Regions from separate parts of the Mus musculus genome. Here region 2 is linked to region 1. A link is a loop called in an ENCODE intact Hi-C map of the cell type or tissue named here. Cell type or tissue: heart. All regions are shown on one strand. Each heading gives the region's core, and the rest is flanking DNA. Links, peaks and the distances in the headings are about the cores only.

The links. Peaks named below come from ENCODE experiments on the same cell type or tissue, not always from the same donor. Only the 100,000 strongest peaks of a DNase experiment are listed, where the experiment ranks them.
Region 2: a loop joins it to region 1, with 6 times the contacts of the local background. A loop is called at or near these places in 1 of 42 quality-filtered maps.

Annotation. Positions count from the first base shown.
Region 1 is chr19:44,927,314-44,934,661 of GRCm38, forward strand. Slf2 (SMC5-SMC6 complex localization factor 2) reads left to right here and starts at 3,806. Exons shown (of 20, transcript NM_001081225.2): 1 at 3,806-4,137; 2 at 6,799-6,842. The coding sequence starts at 3,998. In heart, for the core only: a CTCF peak has its summit at 3,735; DNase peaks (open chromatin) are centred at 3,648 and 4,258; H3K4me3 peaks cover 2,639 bases; H3K27ac peaks cover 2,957 bases.
Region 2 is chr19:44,066,454-44,073,801 of GRCm38, forward strand. Erlin1 (ER lipid raft associated 1) reads right to left here and starts at 3,332. Exons shown (of 12, transcript NM_001164360.1): 1 at 3,238-3,332; 2 at 2,819-2,942; 3 at 1,147-1,228. The coding sequence starts at 2,931. It overlaps Chuk (conserved helix-loop-helix ubiquitous kinase), which reads right to left. Exons shown (of 21, transcript NM_007700.2): 21 at 6,881-7,348. In heart, for the core only: no CTCF peak of the experiment used is centred there; a DNase peak (open chromatin) is centred at 3,338; H3K4me3 peaks cover 1,817 bases; H3K27ac peaks cover 1,487 bases.

The DNA of each region.
Region 1 (7,348 bases), core at 1,483-5,482:
ACTTGAGCCATGGTGAGCTCACCTTCCCTTCTGTGGTCTGTTTTTTCTCTGTCAGGCTTTCAAGTTAATTATTTCCTGTTTCTGTGAGTCTGTTCCTTATCCCACCTCTCAGACCACCCTCCACACATTCCTACCCCCATCCATTCCCCAGCACATGGGCCTTTGTCTCTTGGCCTGCCCTTGAGTACCCTCTGAGAGTCTTGGAGTTAATTTCGAAGTATAGCAATCTCAACACAAAAACATGCCTTTCTTGTAAAAGCCAGAAGTTGTGTCCCAGGTTTTCAGCTTTTTAGCAAGTCTTTGTTATGTCCCAATAGTCTCTAGTCTCTTAATGCCTGAGTCTGAGGTACTATGAGAGATCTTGCCCTGTTGGAGGTCTCAGGCATCCTCTCAGGACTCCCACCCTGAGCCTGCCTGTCCTAAGGAGTTGTTCCATTGTTCACGCAACAGTGTTGCCCTTGGTATCTCTCCCGTTCATTCCCTCTCATCAATATCAGAGCCTGCTGGCTTCCTGTAATGCAGGTACAGTGGGCTGAATTGTAGCTCAAAATACTTTCTGTACAGAAGAAGCCCCTGGGTGGGCGGGGCTAGCGATTTGGTTCAGAGTACTAGCTGCTCTTTCAGAGTTCAATTCCCAGAACCCACAAGGTAGCTCACAACTGTCGCTAACTCCAGTTCTAGGGGATCCAGTGCTGCCTTCTTGCCTCTATAAGCACCAGCCTTGCAAGTGAACGCACAGACAGAATACCCACACATATAAAGTAAGTAATTTTTAAAAAGCCACTCCAGGTCCCAGGACTTGGCTTCCTTTCCGTTGCTCAGAAATCTCACCAAAGCAGCCTTTTACAGACAAGTCTTCCTTTCCCCAGCTTCTTCTTCCAGCGCTGCCTGGGGATTTGCTTTCGCTCTCTCACCTAGACTCCAGGACACTGTTTATCATCATGTCCCCTAGCAGTACCTCGGCTTTTCTCTCCTGTCTTCTCACCCCATGAGAGTGCACAGGAGCTCTTCTGGCAGCTTTTACGGTTTCCTGGCCACCTATTTCCAGTCCGATAAGAAGTAAAGGAGGAAGAAAGCCAAAACTGACAAGCTCCCACGAAGCCAGGAATAGCTTAGGAGCATGTGCTTGCCTCACATGCATGCATGAGACCCAGAATTCCAGCCCCAGTGCCTCAAAGAGATACTGACTATAGGTTAGAGTATAAGTGTTTGTGCGTAGTGTATACGTACACACTTAAAGTGAAAACCTGAGTCTAAACACAAAGCAGGGGTTCAACTCTCTTTGAAGGAAAGGGGAGTCTGAGGCTCCAGCCATCTCTATGTTCAGTGCAGCTCAGCCGGCAACTCAAATCTATATGTTCTCCCCGTGCAGCTCAAACAAAGAGAAGCCTTGATGGATATTGAGGATTTGGGCAACTACCTCCCAGTTAAGAAGAGATTTTTTTTTTTTTAAATCGTGCTTTCATTATGACTCCATCTCCGTTTATTGATCAAGGGATTTCTTGCCTCACTTAACTCTGTAATCTGCTGATCAGATTAAGAAAATGTGAAAACTATTGTTTGGCAGCAGGAGCAGAGACCTAAAAGTGACACTTGAGAGGCGGGAGACTCAGATACTATAATTCAAGAAGAGTGACTAATTGATCATGCAGACCATGTTCTTATGCTTTCTTTATTCTTTTTATGCGCTGAGTGTGGAATGGAACAAATCAGATTAAAAGTTTTGTGGCTAGGACTGTTTGGGAGTTCCTAGTGTAGAAATAGCCAGCACAAAGTCATCGAAGGGCCAGGAAATAATCTGCACTAAAAGGCATAAACATATTCAACATAGTTTTGTCACTTACTGTGTTCTTTTCAAATGTAAGGACTAAAAGCAGTGTAGTGAATTCTCAGTTGCAAGCTGCCCTGGGTTTGAGTGTTTCTTCTCTCACATTGTTACTACCTGGTATACAGCTGCGAGTTCTGGAGAGACCCGTGGTTCCTCTTTACCTCCTACCTGCCAGCCTATTGGTCACTTTATTCTCGTTAATTCTTCCTCTTGAGGGATACCAGGAAAGAGAAAAGGGGTGAATTTCAGGTCAGTCTAGTGTGCTTAGCAACAGAAGCAATTCAATCTCAGTACAATAAATTTGGAAGACCTGTTCAATTTTTTTGTGTGTGTCATTTAGGAATTTGCTCCAGCCAAGTGAGGGAACATTCCTCTCAGTTAGAGCCTGGACATTTTTGAGATTGATAGGATTTGTTTTCTTTTCTTTTTTTTTTTTTTTAGTTCCTTTGAGACAGGATCTTGCTACATAGTCAAGGCTGGACTCAATGTCTATTTCTTTCTCTCTTTAAAAAGATATCTTTTATTGCATTCATTTCGTGTGTGTATACGCTGACAGACGTCATAGGATAGCTCACCGCACTGAATCAGTTCTCTCCTTCTGCCATGTGGTCCTGGGTCATGAAAGCAAGTTCCTTTATACCATGAACTATCAGCACAGCCGCGGCCTTCTCTCTTGACCCTCCACCTCCGTCTCCCAAGTACTAGGATTACAATAGGATTACAAGCCTTCCCTAAAAAAAAAAAAAAAACTGGCCGGGTACTGCAGGAAATCTGAAGCCCAAAGGAAAGAGAATCTTGTATTTGTACCAATTACACGAGAGAATCTAAACCTGTTTACATTGCTGGGTTTTATTACTTAAAATTACCCAGAGAAGATGGGCAGTGGTGGCCCACGCCTTTAATCCCAGCATTTGGGAGGCAGAGACCGGCCATTTTTCTGAGTTCAAGGCCAGCCTGGTCTACAGTCAGTTCCAGGACAGCCAGGGCTATACAGAGAAACCCTGTGTGTGTGGGGGGGGGGGGGGGAAGTGGGGGGGACAAGGGAAATTACCCAGAGAAGTGAGTAACTATACCCATTCTATACACATGGGAAGTGAAGTTTTAAATTACTCTGACCAGTTCCTCGGTCTGCAAAAAAACCCAGCTGGAGAGATAGCTCAGTGGTTAAGAGTACTAGTTGCTACTTCCAGAGGTCCTGAGTTCAATTCCACCAACCCTAAGGTGGCTCACAACCTCATGCTCTATTGTCATTCAGGCATACATGCAAATTGAGCACCATATACATAAATAAAAACTTAAAGAAATCCAACCTAACAGCCTCTTCAAAGCACAAGTCCTTTACTGATAAGGAAAAGAAGTCTATGTGCTGCGACTTCATGGGGAAACCCATTAGAGACAAAACGCTTTGACAGAATAAAAATGTCTAATTCAATGACTGAGTGCTCCCCCGCCCCCTCCCTTACAAAACAAAACAAAACAAAACAAAAAAACGGAACAACTATATCACAGTATAGAAGATCCCTCACAGAACGGTCAAATCACATTATAAGAGAAGGAACAGAAAGGAAATGGTGACAGCATTTTGGCCTAAGATGCCAAAGTGACTATGAAATATTAGGGCAGCTGTAGCACAATCGTCACAAATGTTGGCCATCTTCACTACAGACAGCTGCAGGCTCGGTTTTACTTCTGCAAATCTCACCCCTAGCCCTCGATCAGGCGGCTGTCGCCAGCTGTCGTAACACCCGCCACTGCCTCTTCTTTCCCACTCCCACGCACCGGCCAAGGCCGCCGCGGCCCCGACGAGGAGGCGCGCGCCCCAGGCGCACGTGACGGGCCCGGGGAGGGCAGTTTTCAATCTCCCCTCCCCCTTCCAAAAAACCCGCCCTCTCCCGGCAGGCGGAGGCTTTCTATTGCGCTACCACCAGAGTGACCCTCAGGTCAGCCAATCGCGACGCGGCACCTCAAGAAAGGCCCGCCCCCTGATGGTCCTCAGGTTCCTTCCCGCTCACACCGGAGTCACTTCCGAAGAGAGAACCGCCATGAAGAGAGTAGGGGGTGCCGCCCACCTCTGCACCGACAGCCTCCCCGAGTCCCAGCAGCAAGACGGCAACCACGCACCCAGCTTCTCCAGCCACAGCTCATGCCGCCGTCGCCAGCGGCGCCGACATGACAAGGCGCTGCATGCCCGCTAGGCCAGGTTTCCCCTCATCCCCAGCCCCGGGGTCGTCGCCCCCGCGCTGCCATCTGAGACCCGGTAGTACCGCCCCTGCTGCAGCGGGAAAAAGAACAGAGAGTCCTGGGGACAGGTACAGTGCAGAGGGCTTGAGAAGGGGCCGGGTCGCGGGGGCACGGGTATAGGGGAGGACTACGGACGGCTGCTCTTCAGTTCCCGCCATCCTCAGCGAGCTCAGGCCTTGATGTTCTGGGGCCTGCAAGCCCTCGCCCCGCCTCCGCGCGGGGGCTTCTGGGAGTTGAAGTCTCCTTTTCTGTAGTTGAGGTGTTGCTTTTGGTCTAGTGACCACCAGCCTAGATGGCTGCGGAGAGCCCGCTTTAGGTAGAAGGTTGTTTTTCTCCTTTTCGAGCGCTTGCCCTGGGGCCCTCCCTTCTCGAAGCCTCTATTTAGATCGTTCTGATCCTGGTGGTTTCTTGAGTTTAATTATGTAAGATGTGATAAGGAAAACCCACGAATTACTTAATAGTACAGTGTACACGACCATTCATACTAAAAACATTTTTGGAATGCGCCTGTTTTCTCTTTGAGTGACTTTCTCCCTCACCAACAGACCTTTCTTTTTCTATTTCCTTTTTCTTCCTTTCTTTTTTTATATGGTAAGGATTTTCTGGGAGCTATGTAATGATGGAGAATTTCATCATATGACATCCTCTGACAATAAAACATTCAAATTATCTACGAACTTGGTACTGTCTTTTTTTTTTTTTTTTTAAGAATTGGTAACAGACGTTTTAAGTTTATGCTTTAATATTGTAGCACAGATTCACAATCCTTTATCTTAATTCTGAAGGACAGAAGGCTGTGAAAAACAACTATTTTCATTGCTTCCTACCACAGCCGCCTTGGCAGCCAAGCCAGGTTGATCAGAGCTAATATAAGGTTTGTGGGTGGTACTGAGTGTGAGTGTTGATAAGCTTTGCTGGAGAAATAGTAATATTTTGGCTACAGGTTGCAGCGCCAGATCCTGCTGGGGGCTGCACATAATACATTCAAGTTATTTCCCCTCCAAAATCCAATAAATTGAGAATTCTAACACGTTTGGTTCCAGCACTTTCAGATTAAAGGCTTGTAAAACTGTCATAATTTTTTTTAACCAGTTATACATAAGTAATGGATATTTCTGTGTGCTTGAACTTAGGAAACAATTATTTTACCTCTACAGAGTTCGTTTATAGTTTCATGGTTTACCAAAAGTCATTTTTCCATTCAGGTGTATTGGAGAGTAGTATTAGATTTAATACTTTAGGGGAAGGGTATGATGTTAATTTTTAGTAAAAATATAAGTATATCTTGGTTTTAATTTGCTGCTTCTGGGTTCTTTTGCACCTCTCCACTGCCAGAAATAGGCACATCATGTGTCTTCACTAGTATTTCTTCCTTTACTCAGTGGTAGAGTTAATTTACCTAATGTAATTGACTTTCTGTAAACAAATGCATGTATTCTCCCATAACCTGTCACTCATCATTTAGGTTCTCTCAACATACTGGTGGAGTCTAGGTAAACCAGGAAAGATGGTCACTGCTCTTCTAATGCTACCAGTAAAATGTACACTAGAGAAGGAGATCAGCCTTGGGTTTGGATTGCTCAGGCTGCCGTCTTGAGTACTGGCTCAGTGGAGGAATGTTCAGGGATACTGCTTGTTGGCTCTCTTTCAAACATGCATGAACAGATCAGAGTATAGGTTCAGGAAATAATTGTATGCCCATGTTAGTGTGTAGTAACCCGTACATATTATTAAAGCTGTTTGATTTTTTTTTTTACTTGTTAACTGTCCAATTTCCTTTTTATTTTACTTAGGTAGTATGATGCTTTTGTAAAAGTATCTTAAGTTTTGTTTTGTTTTAAGTATTTTACTTATTTTTTATGTGAATGAGTGGTTTTGGCTGCATGTATATTTGCACCATGTGTGTGCCTGGTGCTAGGAGACCAGAAGATGGCATCACATACCCCTGGAACTGGAGTTAGTCATTTGTGAATAGCCATCTGGGTGTGGGGAGCCCTGGCTTCTTTGCAAGAGCAACACATGTTCTTAACCACTGAGCCATCTCTTCGCCCCTTGAATCTTTGCTTTTTTGTTCTGTTTTATTTTGTTTTGTTTGATTTGCTTTTCAAGAAAAGGTCTCATTGTGTAGCCCTTACCAGGCCTAGAATTCACTCCATAGACCAGACTGGTCTCACATTTACATAGATACATCTGCCTTGTCTCCTGAGTACTGGAATTAAAAGGTGTGTGCTACTGCTCCTGGCTAATCTTAAGGAATCTTAGATCTTTAAGAAGAAAGTTTGAAACACAAGTTGTGGCTCATCCTAGCTTTTGCTGTTAGTTTAGGATCTTATAAAACATAAGAGATCAGTGTAAGAGTCACGGCTGATCCTCTCTACCTTTGCCTTGCATGTTCCTTTTCAGATCAACCCAATTGTTCTCTTTCCCATCTGCTGTTCTGCTCATGTTGCAAGTCTCTGTTAGACAGGTCTGTGATCTCTAGTATTTATCAGGTTTCTGTTTAAGTCTCAATTGTGTTTATAAACTTAGCAAAAAAATGGCTATATATTTTTTTAAATTTTCCCTTGTGGCTTAGCAAACTATGATTGACATTTTCAGTACTTGATTAGTTAAATAAGAAAGTGGAATTCAGCCCGTATTATATATCTAACACTCACGACTTGATCTAAAGTATTGAGGTTTGAATATTTGGTGTTGTGATGTCATATTAGCTGTGCTTTTATTTTCAGGAAACAGTCAATCATAGATTTCTTCAAGCCAGCTGCAAAACAAGGTATGCATGGTAATGTATTTTTGATGGGTTGTCTTAGAGAGCCTCCAGACTTTTGATTATACTGTTCAGGATTAAGAAATGTTTGTTATAATGAAAATGTGCTCAACAGTAAACCATCTCTTCTATAGTCTTTTTTTTTTTAAGATTTACTTTATGTATATGAGTACACACTATAGCTGTACATATGGTTGTGAGCCTTCATCTGATTGTTGGGAATTGAATTTAGGACCTCTGTTCACTCCCACTCCAGTCAACCCCACCTGCTCAGTCCCTGCTCGCTTTGGCTCAAAGATTTATTTATTATTCTACATAAGTACACCGTAGCTGTCTTCAGATGCACCAGAAGAGGGCATCAGATCTCATTACGGATGGTTGTGAGCCACCATGTGGTTGCTGGGATTTGAACTCAGGACCTTCAGAAGAGCAGTCAGTGTTCTTACCTGCTGAGCCATCTCAACAGCCCTCTACATTCTTAACATTAAAAAAATTCCAGCTTATAGTGCTTA
Region 2 (7,348 bases), core at 1,417-5,416, 860 kb before region 1:
GGCCAGCAAGACACAGGCGGCACAGGAAGGCACAGGGAATGAAGTAGACATCAGCAACCGATGATCAGAAAATGGGTACAAAGTACCAGTCACTGGGCACATCTGTCACACCAAAACATTTAGAAAGAGTAATATAAAATAATTGTTCTAAGGGAAAAGGTTTTATAACCTAAAACATTTCTCTTTTTTCTTTTGTTTAAAAATATATCAATTCATTCTATTACAGTGATACTAAGTGTTAATTGTATTGCTATACATAAGATACGGTTTTAAAAAAGAACCTTCAAAAGTGTGAGTCAAATATGGGAAGCCAATCTGGAAATCATTGTGACTAGAAAAAGAACCCGGGCCTCACCACGTTCACCAGCTTCGCCAGGCCTCACTTTAATAGGCACAATACTTCCGTAAGCCATTGAGAAGGGACAGAAAAGAAACCAAGGAGAACTGGCTATTCACAGTTGCTCTCACTTAGCACAAAACTGAAGGCTAACATGAGAATATGAATAATACCGACTTCTCCTGTTTCCTGAAAACTCTGCAGCAGATTTGAAATAAAACTGAATTCAAACATTTATGATCCCACTGAGGTTACAGAATCAGCGAGAACCCAATCCTGCTCTGCATTCTTGTGATGTCAGAGTTATTTATTAAGTACGGCCTAGGACCATGATACTTTTTGCAAGAACGAGATTTGTATTTCAAACATTCTGAAACACTGTCAAAGTACCACATTCATTCAGGTGCCTCATAAATTTGCATTTAATTTACCAAGCAAAAATGTGAGGCTGAAAAGCTGTGTATTGAAATGTATTCCTCCATGTTAGCAGTAGGCTGGGAGCCTGCCTCTGTAGAAACCAAACAGTTCTAAACCAAGGTATCACTAATTTGTATTCCTAATTGTGTTTTCAATTCTTCTTTTGTTTTGACTTCAGTAACAGAAAACCTGCTAATACCATTAGCCAGAAGGCAGTCTTGGCAAGGCAGTTTGACATCATGACTTGTGCTGTGACAGTTGTACTATGAACTTTCACTTCCCATCTGAGTAAATACCAACGTTTGCTTAAGCAATAAGGAACTCCGTCTCCACCCACCAGTGCGGTAACTCCTGTCACACCTGTCTATCTGGAATCCCTAGGAGTCACTCACCTGCACAGATCTGAATGTTGTAATGAAAGGCAACATGATATGATAGCCTGGTCCACTGGGGCTCGTTAGCAAAGCTCCTCCCCTGCAAAAAGACGTTCCAGTTGACAAAACTGTTCGGATCTCTTTTCAACTTAAAATGCTATAACAAACATTCACTCATATTCATGTTACTAACCTACTACCCTCACAACAGAGTGACTCAACAACTGCTACTTCAAACATCCATCACATTTAAAAGTGTGAAAATGCATCCAAGTCCACTGCCAATATTGCACCCTGTTTCATAAGCTCCACCAACCACACCTCTGCGTCTCTAGCACTGCTCTTGGGTTCAAAAGATCCTCTCTGGTCTTTAGTTTGCCGATAAATACTTATGGAAAAAATTCTAATGACTCTCAATTAATGACACATAACAAGAGACAAATCAAAACAATACATTTAATCGCTAAGTTTAAAAAAGGAAAAAACCAAACTTTCAAGGAAGAAGAAACTTTCTGAGGCTAATGGTTCTTTCAATACATGAGTCCAATCCTAGGGGGATGGTTTCTGTCTAAAGGTAACAAAAACCTAGCATGGAAAGACAGACAGCGAAAGGGTTGAGTTGACAGCTGAGAGAGGGGCTTGTTTATCAAACTCTGTAGTATGTGAACGGTGAAAGCACCCCCTGCAAATTTGGGACAAATACAACACAAAGTCCTACTTTACACAACGAATAGTAAGTTCCCACAACATTCATCCTTGTCCTAAGTCATAACTCAAAAGATGAACCTTTGCAGGTTCATTAGTCATTTTTTTTGGAGTGGTATCTCCGTATGTTCTCTTCGTGGTTTTCCTGTCAGAAGGACAGTGATAAACTGGATGGAAATGTGGTCCAGGCTGGTATTTCTTATGCTAGAACTCCATCTGTTAAGACATACCACCAAAAGTATGTATTTTCTAGGATTCTGGACTGATCTAAAAGTAGAAATACCAGTTTAGGGGGCATGATGGAAATATTCAAAAATCTGCTTGTTTCAGAATAAACCACTATCCCAAGTTGTCCACAAACTGGCTTCTCTTCCCAGCTTATACCACGAGGACCTGGTGGGAAGTTAGACTTGATTTATGCCAAATCAGGTGGATGGCAACTGAGTCCACACTCTTTTTCACCTTGACTTGAAAAAAAAAAAGTGAGAAAAGTGGCCTGCAAATGTGGTTTTTGTCTCTTGGCCTTTAGGGATATATGACATTGCTCTGGTCATGAAGACTTTGGGGGACATAACCAGACAATGGGAGATTTTTTAATGAAGAAGAAAAAACCCAACTTAGTGTTGGGGAGAACTGTCTTTATGTAAGACAGAGATCCGGAAAAAATCCACAGCGGCAAACTAAACACCTGTGCAGTTGTGCGGACTATGAGAAGTCATCTCGGTTGCAGTGACTACTTCCGTGCCCCCTAAGGTGTCTTCAATTCTGTACAGAACGAACTTGGCACTAAACTGCCCCGACAACGGAAAAGTGCCCCGCCAAAGGTTAACTCCCGGCAGCTGGGATGAAACCACTTCCCAGGCAGGGCTGGAAGCAGCTCCCCTGACGCCGCGGAAAAGAGCAACTTCCCAGACTTCGCTGTGACCCATTGGACCCTTCCACTGTGCTTCTAGAACCATCGCGGGCTGCACAGGGCGGCGCTCACCTGTAGTACACGGCCAAGTGTCCCTCTTCGATCTTGTGGATGGAGGCGTACAGGAGGATCGCCACCAACCCCACCACTGCAGCCACCAGAAGCCGGGCTTGAGTCATATTCATCCTTGTTCCTCCTGAGCATGGGGAGAAGAGGAACCTCAGTCCGTTGAGTGACAGGCCAGTCCCCACCCAGGGAAGAGCCCGCGTACGGTCGCGGGCGGCTGAGGCGGGAAGCCCCGCGCTCCGGCCCCGGGCTCTCTCTCTCTCTCTCTCAGCTAAGCGCTCCCCTCGCCAACCCCCTGCGCGGGTGCCCCCGGCTCGGCGTACGTCGTGACACCTCTTCCCCGACTCCCCAAGCGTTAGGTCCCGACTGAGGGCGGCCTTGATCGCAGGCACTCGGAGGACCGCGACCCCCGAGCCTCGCCTCACCGGTCAGTGACGCATCGCCCCCGCCCGCACGTGCAGCCGCCACCCGGCCCCGCCAACTGCTGCCAACAGCCGGCCCCGCCCACCTGCCCGGTACTGCGGCTGCGCGGGGACGCAGGCGACGCAGCCCCCGCCCGCGACTCGCGAGACGGTGCGCGGGCGGGACAAAATTGGCCCCGGGTGCGCGCACAGTGTAGTGATTCTAAGTGCCCAGACGAGGACCAAGTCTCCTGGGGTGGGTCACTCGGACAGACGCTGGTTGAGGCATGCTAGTGCACAGGACCAGCCCCTCAGTGTAGGAGTTGTTCCTGCATCCTTTTGTGGTTCGTCCCTAGTCCAACTGGCAAGCACATTCTCCAGGTACACACCCTGCACTAGGGAAACTACCAGACCAGTCTCAAGGAATCAGGGGTTCGAGTTCAGAAGAGGAAGCTATTCAACCAGAATTAACCATTCAGACTTGGCCTGAATATTTATTTTGTGCCAGAATGCTACACCAGAGTGCTTTCTGAAAGCCACCCAGAAACAGGATCAGAATGATATATGTATGTTGAATGTGGAGGTCGGGATTGTCTTGTAGGCCAAAATGAGTAGTGAACGCTTGAGTTTTCATGACGGCGATAAGGTTGAAAGGAGTTGTATGGCAAGATAGGCTAGAACCAGATTTACAAAGTCTAGGATCCATTTTTCTGCTGATAGAGAAAATGTATGACAAGAAGACAGTGACTTCATTTATGGCTGTTAGGCCTGCATGCATGTCAGTCACTATCTGTGTGCCTGGTGCCCTCAGCAGTCACAAGAGGGCATTGAATCCCGTGGAACCAGAGTTAAAGGCTGTTGTGAACTGCCACATCGGTGCTGGGAATCGACCTTTTTTTTTTTTCACTGTATTTTAACATTCTATACCACGTGGACCTGGTGAGATAGCTCAGTGGGTAGAGGAGTTTGTGAACTCCTGAGGACTTCATTTTCACCCTAGACCTCACACAGAAGTGAAAAGCAGAGAACTGACTCCACAAGTTGTCCTCTGATCTCCACACATAAAGGTCCATGCCCCACACCACACACCAACACACACAATAATTAATAATCATAAAAGGTTTAGGGAATAAACCCACACCATGTGCATGTATTACAAAACAAAAACTAAAAGGAAAGGGTAGAGTTTAGAGATATAGGGACACATGGGAAATAAGGGCATTCTATTTCACTAAGGGCAGAGACAACTAGAAAAGGTTAACAAGGTTGGAAGGATTACCAAACTCCTGTGCAGGAAAATACCAGAAAGCAGTGCTTTTGGGGCATTGTATCTGTAACTGGCTGAGAGTGAAGACAGACAGGAAACTGGGAAACGGATATACAACAGCAAATACAAGGTTATGTATGATGCTAGTAACAAAGAGAATGACAGGCAAGAGAATCAATTCAGGCCTTTGTAAGAGCAAATCTAGCCACACCCCTTCAATACATGCACTAACCTGTATCGTGCATTTGATTTTTATTACCACGGAATGTATGGGACCTTGTTTGTTGCAGACCAATATTACAGTTTAGCTATTTTCATCTCCTCTGGTCCCCTTTGTTGGTATTCTGTCTAAGCTCCACTCTTACAGTTCCTGGCAGCAGCCACATATGCTCCCCCACCACCCCCCAGTTACCTGGCAACAGCCAGGTAGGCGTGGCCCCATAAAAGGGGCTGCTTGGCTCCTCCTCTCACTCTTAAGCTCTTGCCTCTCTTACCTCTTGCCTCCTTGTTTCCCATCCCGTTCCCCTGCCCCCCTCCAGGTGGCCATGGCCTGTCCCTACTTCTCTACTCTCTGCCATTCTCTGCCTCTACTACCCTCTTAACTCCCCTCCCCGTGCCCTAAATAAACTCTATTCTATACTATATTGGTGTGTGTCTGGTCCCTCAGGGGGAGGGGATGCCTTGGCAATGGGCCCGCTGAGGCACCCCCTTCCCCAACATTGTGCCAGAACATATTCTTATAGCTCTTTCTCTTTTTATGATCACAACACCCTTCCCCTGCCAAAAAAAAGCAGGTCGTGGAAGCACATGCCTGAAATCCCAGCCGGGAAGTGGAGGCAGGAAGAGTGAGTTTCAGGCCAGCCTGTCTCAGAAACAAAACAGAAAGAGAAAAAGAAGCTGCAGATAGAGATTAGCAGTAGAGCTCTCACCCAGTACCATGCTGGGCTTGATGGGAGAGTTGGGGGCACAAACTTGGTTTGGTCTAGTATCTGTGCTTTCCGAGTTTATTCTTCGTTCCTCGTAATGTTGCCTATAGAATAAAGTATATACAGTTGATAACTTATGATTTTAATTCTGAAAGTTGCTACTGAACAAAAAATAAGAGTGGTTTACTAATTTTTCAGAAGTAGGTTTGGGGTGATCTTATATTTTCTGCTTCATATCAACCTGTCTAAATCATGTAGATTAGAAGGTCCTAACATCACTTGTGTTCCATCAAAATAAACCTCCAAATCTGGCAAATCCTTGTGCCAATGATTGTGATAGTTAAAAACAAATGCATGATTTCTGGGAAAAAAAAAACTTACACATTAAGACTCCATTATTGAATTGTCAGTTTTAACTTTCGTGAGGCGGTGCACGCACTCCTGAGAGGGAGGCAGAGGACGGAGTGTTAATAAAGTTTGAAGCTAGCCTGGTCTACATAGGGAGTTCTAGGCTGCCCAGTGAGATCCTGTTTTAAAACAACAGAAATAAAACCAGAAGTTCTTCTGACCTTTGCATATAGGTTAATATCTTCTGAGCAAATAGCACCCAATGAATGTTTTTTTTTATTATTATTAAGAGTCTCTAGACTCTAGAGCTAATGAACGGAGAGTTTGCCTATCATTCAGCTGACAGGGATGGAATTACCATCTGTAAAGAAACCTTGACACCTGATGATTTAAAAGACAGAAGATAGCCATGTACATAGATGTACAAGACAGCCATGTATGCTACACACCCGTAGCTAAGACTTGGGAGATTAAAGAGAGATGGCAAGTGTGGACTAGACTTGGTTAATAGTGAGACCTTGTCTAAAAACCAAACCCAAAGATAAAGACAACTCAGCTTCAGGTGCAAGGAGAATGGCAGCATAATAAAATGGGATGGGAGGAGTGTATAATCGGTGTAAATGATGAGTCTTAATGTTTTTAGACACATAGAGTAGTACTAGTACGTCCTAGGTAAAAACATTACAGTAAGGAAGTTCCTTAACTCTTCCCAGTAAGTCTATTTAATTCTAGAAGGAAGTACACGGTTGGGGACATGACTTGATCAGTAAAGTATATGATTTGTAGGTAGGAGGATCTGAGTCTGGTTCCTCAGAATGCATGTAAAATGCCAGGCATGGTGGAAGCCACCTGTAGTGGCAAAGACAAGAAGACCCTGTGACTCACAGTCCACCCAACCTACCTTAATTGATAAGCTCCAGGCCACTGATATACTCTCAAAAAGTAGGGCAATATTCCTGAAGACTATCCCCACAGTTGTCCTCTGGCTTCCACACATGTGCGCACACACAAATAACAAAGGATAAAAAAATCTATCCTGTCACTAGTGCTCCTAACCTATCACATGACCCTTTACATTTTCTCAAACCATATTAGCCTATGGTATTAAAATGAGTAGAGATTCAAAATAATTTTAAAATCATTTAATATGCAAAGTGAAAAACTAGAATATAAAAGCATTTCACATTTTTTCAAACAAAATAACATCTTCTAAGTTATTTAACATAAGGCAGAGAACCGCAGTCTTTTATCTGAAACCCTTAAGTCTAGATGTTTCAGAATGAGAACTGTTCAGATTTTAGAAAGGTAATTCAGTGCATACGCCACACTACATCAACCTTCAAGAGAGCCTGTGGCAGCACATCCCAATAATCAAACACATAAATCAATGAATATTCACACTAAATGGGATAAGCAGATCCAGTGTCAGATCAGAATAGATACCTTGTTTTCAGAACTTGGATTCTGAGACTGTAATTACAGATAAAGGAATGCAGACCCTTTGGAATTTGTATGACAAGACATAAAAGATTGTTTAAACAAGTAACCCATTTTTACAAATGCAAAAACAATACAACCTTCAAATACATTATAA